Regions from separate parts of the Homo sapiens genome. Here region 1 is linked to region 2. A link is a contact called in ENCODE Hi-C or POLR2A ChIA-PET data. All regions are on one chromosome and are shown on one strand. The core of a region is the stretch at or near the end of the contact, and the rest is flanking DNA. Distances in the headings are between cores, read along the strand shown. Region 1 has its middle 110 kb from the start of LINC01814. Region 2 holds the start of LINC01814 (long intergenic non-protein coding RNA 1814).

Region 1 (6,832 bases), core at 3,210-5,709, 110 kb after region 2:
TGTACTTTTAGGAGATGCTGTCAAGGAAAACGGGCCACAAATTTAATCTGATTTGCTAAACTGATTTTAGTTACTCCTGTCAAAGCCACATCAAACCTTCAAATCTGTGTGCTTTCTTTTGCATCATGAAATTGTTACCCTGAACACTTAGAATCAATTTGATTTGGGGATACCTTTAGTCACTCAAAGTGCCTATGTGCACTCAGGCATGTGATGTGGTTCCTGACCACAAGGAGCTATGGGGAAAGATGACGTAAGATAGAATGTGAATGGGAAAACAGGTAGCATGGGCTGGAGGTACATGGTGGGTCAGGAAGGGAGGAGATGGTGCTGGCTGCCATATGACAAGCACCTCCTCTGTCCAGGCCTGAATTGAGTGTTTAACCGTGCAGCCACACAGAACCCACGCCGAGAAGGGTCCTACACTGATGTAATGCTCTGCTGCCTCTGTTTGGAAATTCTTAGTAATTATGAACATGGCACTCTGCATTTTCATTTTTGCACCAAAGCTGTTTCCTTTTCTTTCTGCACACACAGCCAGACCATATCTTCCAGCCTCCCCTGCGGTCAGGCATGGCCATGTGGCTGAGTCTGATGGATGGAGGGTGAAAGCCATCTGCATGCCCAGCCCAGAAGCGTCTCTGTGCAGGAGTCTTTAAAACACATGAGCTTGGTTCAGGTGGTGCAAAGAATTCTCGATTTCAGCAGGGCGGTATGTTGTGCACTTTTACTGCTGTCATCCAACAACAATGCAACTGTTCCTGGGGTCACTAAGTTGTCCTTCTAGGAGATGCTGCCAAGGACAGCAGACCAGGCTCTTTCCCCCTTTGGTTAATTGGGGTCTGACCATCAGGGCAACTGTGGAAGCCAGGTTTTGAAGATGGTACAGCCTGTGCTTGAGTCTCAATAACTGCATGGAGCAGAGCTCCCTGTGCCCACTGCTCCCTTGTCCCAGCCACTTGGAACTGCCCTGGACTCTCACACGAGCATAACAGGCATCTCTGTGTTGAGTGACCGCAGCTTCAGATCTGTGGTGCCTGCAGCCTGGCCCGTGTGAATGCCTCATTTTCAGAGGAAGGAGCTTCCTCAGAAGTTTCCCAGCGGACTTCCTCTCTCAGCTTGTTAGCCAGAATTATGCCTTATGTTTTTTCCCAAACCTGTCTCATCAAGGAGAAGGGAATTGCTACGATCAGCTTGGATGAATGAGGACTTACTCCCTAGGGCCAGGGAGGGCCCTGGTCACCCCAAGCCCAGGGCTGTCCACACCTGAGCAAAACTGGGCTTTGAATCACCGGGTCTGGCAGGGACTTGTCACTGAGTAGGCAGCCAAATAGTGTCTGGGGAGGAAGAAACACTTTAAAAAAAATTTTAAAATTTTAAAAAATTTAAACCATATTAAATGACAATGACCATATTAATTTTTTGAGGAACAATAAAATATTCCCTGTAATTTCTTGTACATTGGGGAGTGAAAAAATTATACATGTTGCATAGGTGGAGAGAAACTTTCCTGGAACTGTGAGGTTTATATAGAATTAAGAATGCCACGTGTAGGTCTTCAACCATAACTACTAGTTTTCCCACCTCTTATATGGACGCAATACATTCAAAGGAGAAGAACACACAGAGTTCCCTGGGAATTGTGATTAAAATGTGCTTAAATATCAGGCAGAGAGTGATGTGGGAAGTGGTTGATGTTGATGTTGAGTTTCTTTGGAACAGTCTACATTTTTGGACAAACGATTTTCCCGCTTTATATTTGGTTTGTATATGTCAAAGGCTGCAAGTAACAGCATATCTGACTGCTTGACTCTATGGCTTTTAAGTAATGAGGAGTTTATTTTTCCTCATGTAACAGGAAGACTGGAGGTCAGTGGTTACTGGTGCTGGTTCATAAACTCGGTGATATTAGCACTAACCTTCTGCAGTTTTCTTAGAATTCTTCTCTTGTTTGCAATATGGCTGTTGGAGCTGCAGTGGTCACGTCTGGGGCAGAATGAAGATGTTTGGGGCAGGAGAGACATTTTGAACCTCATCTGTCTCATTTTACCAAGAATCCAAAGTTTTCTAGACACTGGCCCCAAAGCAGTCTCTGGCCTTGGTGTCATGTCAGAACTGAGTGACAGCCCACCCCTAACTTCAGGGCAGGCTGGGCAGTGAGGAGTGAAATTATCAAGACTGGCTTAGACAGAGGATCAGGACCCATCGCCTGGGGCTGCTGGACCCATGGCTTTTCTGAACCCAAATGGGCTTCTTCCAGTAAGATACGACAGAGGAGTGGACACTGAGTAAGCAACAAAGAGTGTATATCACGAGCTGCCAAGGGGCTGAGGGGAGAGGAATGGTTTACATAAATAAGGCAGGTGGGATTTTTGAACCTCTCCTGGAAGTTTAAGGAGGGAGGTTTGGGGCCTGGAATACTTTTGATAAAAATAAAGCCAGAGCAAAGTGAAAACCACAGCAGAGCTCCCATCTGAGCTGGTGCTGGTGTCCAGAGCTGAATCCCACAGTCTCTGCTGCCAGCCTGTGTTCTACTGCTGAGCCAGGTCCTCTAACGTGATAGGGTTGTCATTGAGTCTCTCCAGAACAGGCTGGCGAGCGTGGTAGATTATCTCTCCAGTCAACTAGACCACTGATAAGAGGGCTCGACTTCCCTGTCGGAGCTCGTAAGGCAGGCGTGGCATTTCCCTTGCTTTCCTCTGGCCTCCCTTCATGCTTCCTTTGCTTTCCTTGCCTGCCTGGGCCATGGGGACAGCTCTGTTCACGTCTCCTCCTCTCCAGACATGTGCCTCTAGCGCAGTGCAATCCGATAAAAATGGAACGTGAGCCACGTAGGTCACTTCAAACTATCTAGCAGCCACGTTTTAAAAAGGAAAAGAAATGCATGGAAATAAAAATGATTTTAGTTAATCCATATATTAAAATATAATTTTAACATAGATTCAATAAGATTCAATAGAAACATGATTAAGATATTTTACACTTTTTTCATAAGAAGATTTTGAAGCCTGGTGTGTATTTTACACTTTACGTATTTCAATTCATATTAGTCAAATTTTGAGCAATCAATAGACACATGTGGCTAGTGGCACCATCGTGGAGGGTACTGGAGAGTACACGTGTAGAAGACAGATACCATGATATTCATCTCTTTATCTCCAGGACCTGACCAACAGTGGACCCTTCATAAGTACTTAATGAATAAATATGAACACGCTGCTAGAAACGGGCCTTTTTCAAACATAGGTATTGGCTGGGGGTGGAGGTGGGGGCAGAACAGAAAACCCTGGAACACTGTACTTGGTAATACAGAGCATGGACTTACATTCTCACACCTTGGGTAGGGCTGCATCAGCAGCTGACCCAGATACCTTGGAATTCCTTAGCTTCTTTCTGTCTCTGTTTCCTCATCTGTAAAAAGAGATAGCGACACCTGTCTTGCAAGATGCTGGGAAGATTAAATGAATAGGCGTACACCAAGTGCTAAGTACCCGACATGCCCATAAGCACTGAAGAAGCAGTAGCCACAGTTACTTTAAACCAGAGATTCTGTCAGTCATATGGACAACTCATACTTTAGTAGCAGCAGGATGGTTTGGCCAGGGCTTTCGTGCTGGTCCTGAAGTTGGCTGTGTCCCAGTGGTAGGACTCTTGTGGTATAGATTTTCTCATTTTGGGAGCACTCTTGACAAGGGGTCACGAAGCAATTTGTGGTGTTTGTCTTTTTGGCTGTAGCTGTGGAAAGTCATGTGCCAACCCTGGGGCTTAGGGTTTAGTCAGCAAGGGCACGTGTGGAATGAGGGGGGCCCTACTCTGGGAGCCCATAGTACCCCCCAAGCCTGAGGGCTCAGCTTCCCGTGGGAGCCTGGGCTGACTTAGGGCAGCCAGGCCCCTTCAGAGCAGGGTGAAGACCTGGACCCCGCTGCCTGCTGTCTGTGCCCCCTCGGCCATCCTCGTATGCTCCGCCCCTCTACCCTGTCCTTTGGACGCCCCCTGACTTTTTCCCCTAAATTGACTGAATTGAAATTTACTTGTTTGAAACAATAGAAACCACGTGTTTCCTGATCATACCTAGCTTTGAAAACAGAAAGTGGGCAAAACAAGCCAGGCGCATAGTGGCATTGAGAAAGGCAAAGGCTAACTTCATTAAAAAGCTTCTTTGTGGTATCAGGCAGGAAGTGAAACAGCTTTAAATGGCAAACATTTCTCAATCATTTAATGCACCAGTAAGCTTGGCATTCTTTCTCCTTTGTCCCCTTAAAGAAAAAGAGAGCCCAGATATAACTCAGATGAGGAGGGGGAGGGCCCGATCCTGTGTGTTGGAGGAGTTCCCTGGAGCATTGGTCCTCACCCCCATGAAGCTTCACGGGAGGACCAATGTCAGACGTGGGTGCAGAGGACAGTGCAGTTTCTCTTGTGTGGCTGAGCCTGGGCCACCCCGGATGGATCGCTGACTTCTTGTTGGTGCCACTCACCAGCTAGTTCTCTCAAATCTGTTACCATCAGAAGCCCGGTAAATGGCAAACTTTCCTTGTTAACATGTAGGTCCATTTCCTGGGGATAGTGAAACCCCAGTCCCCACAGGTAGCATTGACCTCTGTTGCCAAATGCCATTATCCTGGTGTCCACTGCATGTTAGGCTCTTTCCACAGAAACCAAAAACACAGACAAGTGTGATAGGCTGAATCCTTTCTTGAAGAAAAAAATTGCACGTACATATTGAATAGCAAACCAATCAAAATGAAAAGGAAAACCAGAAGATGGATGCCACTGATACACGCTTGCTTAGTTGCACTTTTTAAGATTCATTTATAGATGTCAAATAGGATATGAACACATGGAGGTGTGCAGTAAATACTCCTTAATTGATGAAAAGGCAGACATATATGTGAAGATTTTTAGGGAAATACTTTTTTGGGGAAATAGCAGCCAGTTTAAGTTGGTAACATAAATGGTGCCAGATGAAATCATATTGACTGAGACCAAAGTCCAGCCAATATGAAATCGCTCTCAAATGTAATGACTTTAGCATAAAAATTCTGAGTGGTTTCCCACATCTCGTTAACCTTTGTACTGCTCTGCAGCCGTAGGGGCCAGGCATTCTCATAGGGCACTAAGGAAGTGAGAGGTGTGCCTTAAGGTGTGGCTGTAACTCACATTTCTTTTTTTTTTTTTTTTTTTTTTTTGAGACGGAGTCTCGCTCTGTTGCCCAGGCCGGACTGCGGACTGCAGTGGCGCAATCTCGGCTCACTGCAAGCTCCGCTTCCCGGGTTCACGCCATTCTCCTGCCTCAGCCTCCCGAGTAGCTGGGACTACAGGCGCCCGCCACCGCGCCCGGCTAATTTTTTGTATTTTTAGTAGAGACGGGGTTTCACCTTGTTAGCCAGGATGGTCTCGATCTCCTGACCTCATGATCCACCCGCCTCGGCCTCCCAAAGTGCTGGGATTACAGGCTGTAACTCACATTTCTGGACTTCCATTATCATCCTGTCTAATCCTATCATCACCCTGCTGCATCTGGCAAAATCCCCCTGTTCTTGAGCCTCCAAGTGGGTGAATTGGCTCCCATATCACCTCATTCCTGCTGTTGGCACAGGGCTAGTCCACGGTGTCGCAACTGTTTGTTTAGTGTCTGTCTTTCCCATACAAGCTCCTCCAGGGCACAGATCCAGAATTATACACCCCAACATCCCAGTAACTCCCACAGTGTCTGGTAGGTAATAGTTTAATAAAAGCTGGTTGAATGAAAGAGCAGGTACATTCTTTGGTGTTCAGAGTTATTAATTCCGTTTGTTGTTGGTGTTTTCTTGTGGTAGATTTCGAGTCTTGCTTCTCATAGTTATTTTTTTTTCCTAAGATATGTAATGAAGGCAGACTTCTCACCTTGCAAAAGGTTAGTCCCATTTCTAAAGCAATTTTATGGGCTCCTTTGAGAGTCTGGAAATGTCTCCTATATCTCTCGGGAGAATCCTAGGTGAGGGGTTGGCAAATGTAGCTGCAAACCAAAAGAGCTTGCCCTTGGAGTTAAGTGGAAAGGGCGTTGTGTCCCTTCTCTTTTAATTTCAGTCCCTGTCATTGTCATTTGTCTGGCAGGGAGCTCTGCAGGCTGGGAAAGCCTGATTTTCTCCTCTCTGAGCTCCTTGTAGCCGGATCCAGTTTGTGATTTTCCCTCATTGATTTTTCCTGCTTAAATGTAGTTGAAACAACCTTTTTGAATATGGAAAAAGGTTTTAGCACGGTCCAAACAGCTAGCAGGTGACAGCCGTTATACTGACGTGTGCTGCGCTGATTTTAGGGAAGTATTTATTTTTTTTTTAAGAGCCCTGACAATAAGTGGCTGCTTTTTCAGGTGGTGCTATTGCAGAAATGTTACAAACAATGGCTACTTGTGGAGCCTAACATCACTTCTTTGGCTTACATTTCTACAGAAATTGCTCACAGGCCTATAGCCTGGTTGATGCTCTTCCTTGTTTCAATTCATCTGATTATTCTAATGTACATCAGACCTACGGTCCCCTGTCTGATGAAGCCCCAACCGTTAAGGGGAAGTATTTGTCATCTCAGCACCTGGTTTCAGGAACAAAGTACTCACCTCCTGGCCACGTAAGCTATTTCAAAATAACCTTTGTTCAGGGATCCCGGAGGGCTCAGTGCAGTCCCGACTGTCCTGCAAACTGGTTGAGTGACGGGGTTGGGGAATTCAGGTGAGCAGGACTTCCACGGTTGCCATGGAGACCATCAATCATTTGAGGAAGCCTGCTGGGGGGAGTTGGGTGAGAAACCACGAGAAAAAATCATCCACCTTTTAACGATTTGTTAGCACCTAATGCAG
Region 2 (6,935 bases), core at 2,984-5,483:
CTGCCATTTACCAGGTTCCCACCTGCCCCACTGGATCCTGGTTTCCCAATCTGTAGAATGGGGATGACTTTATACCACAGCATAAAGCCTTCAACTCGTGTTCACCACTGAGACAGACACTGGGTATTTAGACTAGAGCTTGGGACCCATATACAAGGGCTGCTAGGGCGGAGCTCAGGACTGAAGCACTACTTACGTGAGAAGGCGAGAGGCCCTGGAGGGCTTCACCTGGTTGTGCCTGGTCCCTGAAGCATTCAGGTTTCGGGTAAAGCCCTGGGCACAGCTCTGCGGCCCTCACATTGGGGGGTCCCTGATATGGAGGGCTGGTAGCTCACGCTGCATGTCACTGCGAGCCAGCTAGGAGGCTGTTGGAAGATGGCCGGAGGGAGAGAATAAGTTGGAGACCGAGGGGACAGCCATGGTCTGAGGACCACTGCTGAAGGAGATCCAACTACTTTGCAGAGTGGAAGAAGGACCCAGCAGCCATTTTGTGCCGTCGGGACAGGAGGATGGGGTGGCCGTGCTGCCGCGGTGGCCACAGGTTACATCCTACCTGGCATCTTTCTAAGATGAAGAGCTGCAGTGGAGGAGGGGCCCCCACGTGGGTGAAAGTTCCTCTCCCCTGCAGGCCTGGGAGGAGGGAGGGGAGGAAGCTGGAGTGCTGCCCCCTTGGCTGTCTGGAGCTCATCTGCTCTGCCCCCGGTCGGGGAGGTGACCAGGGAGCCGAGGGGGCCTTGGGCTCAAACGCGAAGTCCCGTTTTGAACGGTGCCACTTGCACTCCAGATGTGAAACTCCAGATGTGCTCCAGACCTCACTTTTTCTTACTTTAAAGCAAATGTGTTTAGACTGGGACTGTGTTTGACCTCTCAAATTCCAGGTTTTAGGTTTGCTGCAAACCTGTCCTCAACGTGGGGCTGTTTTCAGATTTGAAGGTGAGCTATCTTGACCTGGTTCACACCTTGTCTTGGTTTGACATGAGCTGTTCTGGCTCCTGAGGCGTGACCTGACCCGGACCCCGTTCGCTGCCCTGTGAGGCCGGCACGGGCCACCTCTGGCAGCGCTCGTGCCTGGCCATCACCCTTTGATTTGGTCCCACCGGCCGCCCCATGGCTCTAGCTGTTCCCCCACCATGAATCACAGCAGCCCTCGCTTCGGATGGCTGCCGTGAGAAGAAAGTGAATCAACCCAGCCCCTTTGGCTTTGAATCCACTGCTCTGTCTCCTGGCTCCAGGCCCCTGTCCTGCCTCCTGGACTGGCTTGGGGACCTCTTTGGCTCCCTCAGATCTACCATGGCCTCCCCCAGGGGTCAAATGCGAGTTCCACTTTTGGAAGAGGCCGGTCCAGCCCAGCTGGACATCCTGAAGGGGAATGGAGCATCCCAGGCCAGGCAGCCTCTACAGCTGCCAGCCCTCTCATGGAGCCCAGAATCTTCTCCTGCTCTTCCAGCCAAGGGGGAGGCCCCCTGCTTGGGAGCTCCTGGGGGCTGTGGCTTGATAGCAGCAATCTCAGAGGTATCTGGTGTTACTTGGGTGTTGCTGTGGGAACCTCACCACTCATGGGTTACCCTTTACACTGGTGACCTTTTCTTTCGTGTCTGAGCAGGATGACATCTCAAATGTCAAGAACTTTAATTTTCACTTAGCAACGTCCCTGTGAGGTGATTTCCAGCCAACTTGGAAGCGGAAAGTTCAGGCATTTCTGAGTGGGTCGAATAATAACAATTTAAAAAGGATCCTCAAACAAAATGAAAAAGGCCCCAGAAAACCCAGACTCTCACCGATCCCCAAACCCCGTCATGCTTCTGTTTCCTCAGGAAGGTGACGCGGTTTCAAGCTCTTGTTGCATGTCAGGTGCACTGGCTATAGTGGGAGCTGGTGGCACTAGTGAGTGGGACGTTTCAGTTCTAAATGGATCAGGGAAGTTGCATCCTCCCCCATCTCCACCACTCGCTTGCCTACCGCAGCCTCTTTCCCCACCCCCCACCTGCAGGTGTAGCTGCTGCTGTTTCTCCCGAGGCGGCCACTGAGAGCCACAGTGTTCTCCCCTCAGGGTGCCCTTTGGCTTGTTGCTTGTGGCTACTCAGCCAGGTAAGACAGCGACATACCATCTTCTCAACATCTTCCCCAAGACCTGGACTAACTGTGGCATCAGACGTAATTGGGGTTTGAATCCTGGCTCTGCAACTTCCACATGGGTGGCTTAACTTGGCCAGGCGCAGTGGCTCACACCTGTAATCCCAGCATTTAGGCGGGTGGATCACGAGGTCAGGAGATCGAGACCATCCTGGCTAACACGGTGAAATCCCGTCTCTACTAAAACTACAAAAACAAAATTAGCCGGGCGTGGTGGAGGGGGGTGCCTGTAGTCCCAGCTACTCAGGAGGCTGAGGCAGGAGAATGGTGTGAACCCGGGAAGCGGAGCTTGCAGTGAGCTGAGATCGCGCCACTGCACTCCAGCCTGGGCGACAGAGTGAGACTCCGTCTCAAAAAAAAAAAAAAAAAAAGTGACTTAACTTTTCTGATTGTCAATTTTCTTGCCCATAAAATAAGGAAAAATACATTTTAACCCGTAGAGTTGTTTCAGAGATGAAACGAAGTGACATATGAGGTATATTTGATATGACAGTCAACACCAGTTAAGGGTTTATCCTGTGCTGGTCACTATTGTAAGCTCTTCTAAGCACTGTGTGAACTCATTCATTCTCCTCTAATGACCCTTAGAGGTAGGTAACATTATTATTATCTCCATTCTTAACATTTTCTAAAAACAGTTATAGTGAGAGAAATTAACGTACTATACAATTTACCCATTGAAAGTGTACAATCCATTGCTTCTTGGCATATTTTTAAAAATTGTGGAAAAATATATAAAGCTTATCATTTTTATAATTTATATTTTATAATTCATATCAGAACCTGGCGATGTGAATTATATTCATAGGGTTGTGCAGCCGTCACCACTATCAACTTCCAGACCATTTTTATCCCTCCCAAGTAGAAACACTGCACCATGTTATGCCCATTCTACAGATGAGAAAACCGAGGCACAGAAAGATGAGGAAACTTGTTCAAGGTTATGCAACCAGTGTCTGGCAGAGCCCGTGTGTGAGCTCAGGTCATTTGGCTCAGAGCTGGTGCTCTTCACCTGCAGGAGGAGCTGGGTATTCTGTAGCCTCTAACTGAGAACCCATTCCGTGCCATGCTCTTTCCTTCGGCCATTGTAACAAGGCTGCAAGACAGACAACGATTGCTGTTCCCATTTTGCAGCTTAGGAAACCGAAGCTCAGGGAAGTTAGACAACTTTCTCAGGGTCACAGCCATGGTGAGCGGCAGAGCCAGCTTTTGACCCCGGGGTCTCACTGACCCCAGAGTTCACAGCAGAGTCGCAGAGCTTTCCTGGTGTCCAGCTTAGAGAGCACACAGTAGGTGCGCGGAGTGCGAGCTGAGCTGCCCTTCGAGATGCAGTTCCGAGGGAAGCCTAGGCCCGGGAGACCCCAGCGGGTCCTGCAGATAAAGGAAAGTTCTCCAGTCAGCCCCGGAGGAACGCTGATCCCGCTGATCCCGAGGCAGGGCCCGAGGTTCCTGTTCGGGGCCTCCCTGCTGTGAAGGAGTCCTGGACCCCCGAGAGGTCCATGGAATTCTGCAGGGGAAGGCCTGATATGGAGGCCTGTGGAAGTCACCGAGGAGCCCCTCTCATACCACCTCACACTTATTTCTTCAGGACTTCAAAGTGCCTCGCCGGGAGGAAACCATGGGGGTCTGCCTGAAGCTGTTAAAGTAGCCGGCAGGATTCGATGTGTGCCCTGATTGCCAGGGTAGGGGCGGGGGGTGTAAAAGAGAGAAAGATTATACACAGGCCTAGGAATGATGAAAGGTCTTAAGCAATGAGGGGGACTTGAAAAGAGGCGACCAACAGGTCGGCTGGTATGCCTGGAGACGGGAGGCGGTGCGTGTGGAGAGTAGCAAGCTGTGCGGAATGAGGCTGGGAAGGTGAGCCTGGAGGCCCTCCCTGAGGCTGGATTGTGGGAGGAGCGGTGGGCAGGACCTTGAACATGACCCTGCGAGGCGGGCCGGGAGGGGGCGTGGCATGCTGCGGCAGTGGGCGGGCTTTGGCTGGGGCTGGGCATAGTCACGGCAGTGGGCGAGGTGTCGCCTGGCCCCGCCCCGTGGGTCCCACCCCCGGGGTGCACCCCCCTCCCTGGAGCTCTGGCTGCGTGCTGGCTCCCAGAAGAGGAACCTGCTGCAGGCGCCGGCGCGGGCGGCGAGGACGACCTGTTTTTCTGACCCAGCCCGGAAGCGCTGGTGCAGGTGGTCTCTGAATGAGGGTTCCTCTTTGCCTCTGATGTCTGGAAGGGGAATTCAGCAAGAGGGACTCCAGTCTGGAGCTCTGACCCCAACTTCCTCAATCCAGGCCCTCAAAGAGGGCGGCCTGTGTCACCGGGCGCCGGATTCCCCGGGGGGTGCCCGGGGTTGGGGCGGCACATTCCCACCTGGAGTGCCCTCATGCCTGGCTATGCCGGACCTGCAGGGTCACACCCTCTCTCTGGACCTTTCCCTCCCCTGCACCCCCGCCCACGCCCCAGGCCCTCTGCTGCTTAAGCCATGGCCCTGGGTCTGTATCCTGACCTGGGCTGGTCATTGTTCTGCATTGGGTAGTTTAATTACAACTTTCTCTGCGCTTATCTGGTCTATGAGCTCGTGATCGCAGGGACCCTAGCACAGGGTCTGGGACTTACTGAGAGATCAGTAAATGTTCATGGATGGTGGACATGGGTGTGTAGGATGCCGGTCTCCTCCCCTGAGAAGGGGCTTGGGCAGAGGAGTCCCTAGTTCGCCAGGAGCAGCCTCGCCCCACCTGACCAGGCCTGGGACAAACCAACAGGTTGCTGTCCTGGAAGGAAAGGGGTGCCTCCTTCCACCTGGGGAGGCTGAGCTGCTTCTCTCCTCTTAGGCCCTGTGCTGCAAGGCGCCCATACCTCCAGTCCGCACCTCAGGAGTCCTTCCCGTGTCCTCTGGGAGTTCCTGCCCATGCTGGCTGAGGCCCCAGGTCTGCCTGGGAGCAGTCCCACAGAGGGAAGGTGGTGGAGGAAGGGGCAGGGATGCTGGCTGAGGAAAGGCCCTCTTTCCTACGATGGCTGTACCCAGGAAGCCGGCCGCAGGTTCCCTAAGCCGAGGCAGCGCTGGCTGTAGTTTCTCTGGGCTCCTGGGCTGGTGCACCTGCCCCTGCCTTCAGAACGGGCCCCTGTGCATGGCTGGCATCTGTGATTGGGGGTAGTGCGTGTTTCTGAGTAATGTGAAAAGAGCAGCTTCTTTGACTTCACCATTCCTAGAAAATGGCCTCAACTTGCTGGAAGAGTGGGGACAGAGGGTCTCAGTTTCTCATGTGAAGCTTGCAGGCCATTGTCTTCAGCACCCAGCATGTTTTGGGGCCTTTGAGGGACTTGAGGGGCTTTTTGAGGAACTCTGGGCATGGGGTTTTAGCCGAGGCTGAAAGTGGAGTTCCCAGGCTGCTGTGCTGAGTCCCAGCTCCCTGCAGCCTCCTGGGTCTGGCCACGTCCACCCGCCCTCCTCCTTTCTCCTGCAGTTGTGCCTCTTTTCCCTGCTGCCTCCTCAGCCAAGCCCAGGGAAGGACTTAAAGGGCAGTGGAGGGGGAAAGAGGCTGGTGGCCTTGATGCCTCTAGGCAGCCGCCTGTTCTCTGGGCTCTGGGCCTGGGTGCCCAGGGAGGATGAGTGTCAGTGGATTTATTTTGCATCAGAAGGAACAGACTGCTCCAGATGCCTTTTCTGGAGTGTTAGGACTTGGGGCAAAAGAGATGGGCCCATCTCCTGAGTTTAGTGCCTGGAGTTTGCTTTAGTGCTAAAGCAAGAAGTAAAAATGGGATTTAAAGAAACCAAATGGAATCACAGTCATGGAGTGTCAGACCTGGACGATGCCTTGGTGACGAGGTGACTCCCTTCCCTTGGCAGAGCAGTGGAAGAAACTGAAGCTCTGAGAAATTCAGGGATGTGCTAGAGGTTCCAGAACTAGGCCTGGAACTTTCTTCGGGGTTCAGTGCTATGCCCGAAACAGTGGAAGGAGCCCGCAGTGTGGCACAGAGCCCCTTCAGAGCTCCAGCAATCTTGAGCTTAGCGTATGAGTAGACCCTGGAAGCCAGAGGACTGCCTGCCATCTCCCCAGAGTTCTCAGGACCAGTGCTGCTGAGGTGATGCACTTGAAGTGTGTGTCCACAGTGGTCAAAAGTTAGCGCTGGGGCCCTGTGCCCTGGCTCCCACATCTCCAGGTCTGGCCTCCATCGGCCCCTCCCTTTCCTTTGTGGCCTTGGCCTTGGCTTATCAGTGTCTCTGCCAGGATGTCCTCATCCTAGAGGGTGAGCTGATAAGGCAGTCTCATAGGATGCAGGGTTGGAAGGTGCCTCAGGGACACTTCAGCTGAGCCCTCTGTGAAAACACCAACCCCTGCAGGAGGTGGCAGGCGGAGGGGCCCAGGCTGCACTCAGGCTGTAGGAAGTTTGTTTCTGTGTTTGCCCTCCCCATGGGCTGCACCATCCTCAGTGCAGGGGCTTCAGCTTCCACACCTAGCACAGTGCCGGCCTTGCTGGACACTCAAGAAAGGTGAGTTCCCTCCTGCTGGCTGCCTCCGCCGCTGTCTCACCAGCCTGGGTGCTGGGTGGTGCCCGCACTCCTGGTGTGCTGCCTGCCTGCTTGCAGGAAGTCCTGATGCCAGTGCACCCTTTGCTTGAAGAGCTAGTGAGCTCCCTGTGGGAGGTGGGGCCTCCTAACAGTCTCTCCGCACATCCTGCCCTGCTCCTCCCAGCTTCCAGATCATGGAGGATGCCCCCAGCTGCTGACTTGTACGCAGTGGCACTGCAATTTCCAGAAGAAACCTCAGACCTGAAGAATCTATCTGCCCAGGCATCTGCCCCTCCCACCCTGCT

The links. Hi-C counts contacts between places; a loop is a spot of excess contacts on that map. ChIA-PET counts read pairs that join two places held with the same protein, here RNA polymerase II (POLR2A). Pooled maps may share reads with other maps.
Region 1: a loop to region 2 is called in a map of GM12878, with 4 times the contacts of the local background. The contact joins the enhancer-like site here to the promoter of LINC01814 in region 2. A Hi-C loop is called at or near these places in 5 of 168 maps with a recorded cell type or tissue (B cell, GM12878, OCI-LY7 and 1 more), 4 of 37 single-sample maps with no recorded cell type and 10 of 50 pooled maps. POLR2A ChIA-PET finds 5 or more read pairs at or near these places in 3 of 52 experiments (GM12878, OCI-LY7 and activated T-cell).

Annotation. Positions count from the first base shown.
Region 1 is chr2:8,475,303-8,482,134 of GRCh38, reverse strand. No RefSeq gene overlaps it. Among named protein-coding and RNA genes, the nearest start is that of LINC01814, 110 kb to the left of the region's middle. RefSeq lists enhancers at 529-628, 6,508-6,677. Within about 2 kb of position 4,459, at least 12 of the 41 ENCODE cell types and tissues checked have a DNase peak (open chromatin) inside an H3K27ac peak, as active enhancers do; they include GM12878 and OCI-LY7, where a contact is called at or near this core.
Region 2 is chr2:8,581,090-8,588,024 of GRCh38, reverse strand. It overlaps LINC01814 (long intergenic non-protein coding RNA 1814), which reads left to right and starts at 4,233. Exons shown (of 6, transcript NR_110257.1): 1 at 4,233-4,308. RefSeq lists enhancers at 41-693, 2,937-3,615, 3,616-4,295 and a silencer at 3,973-4,342.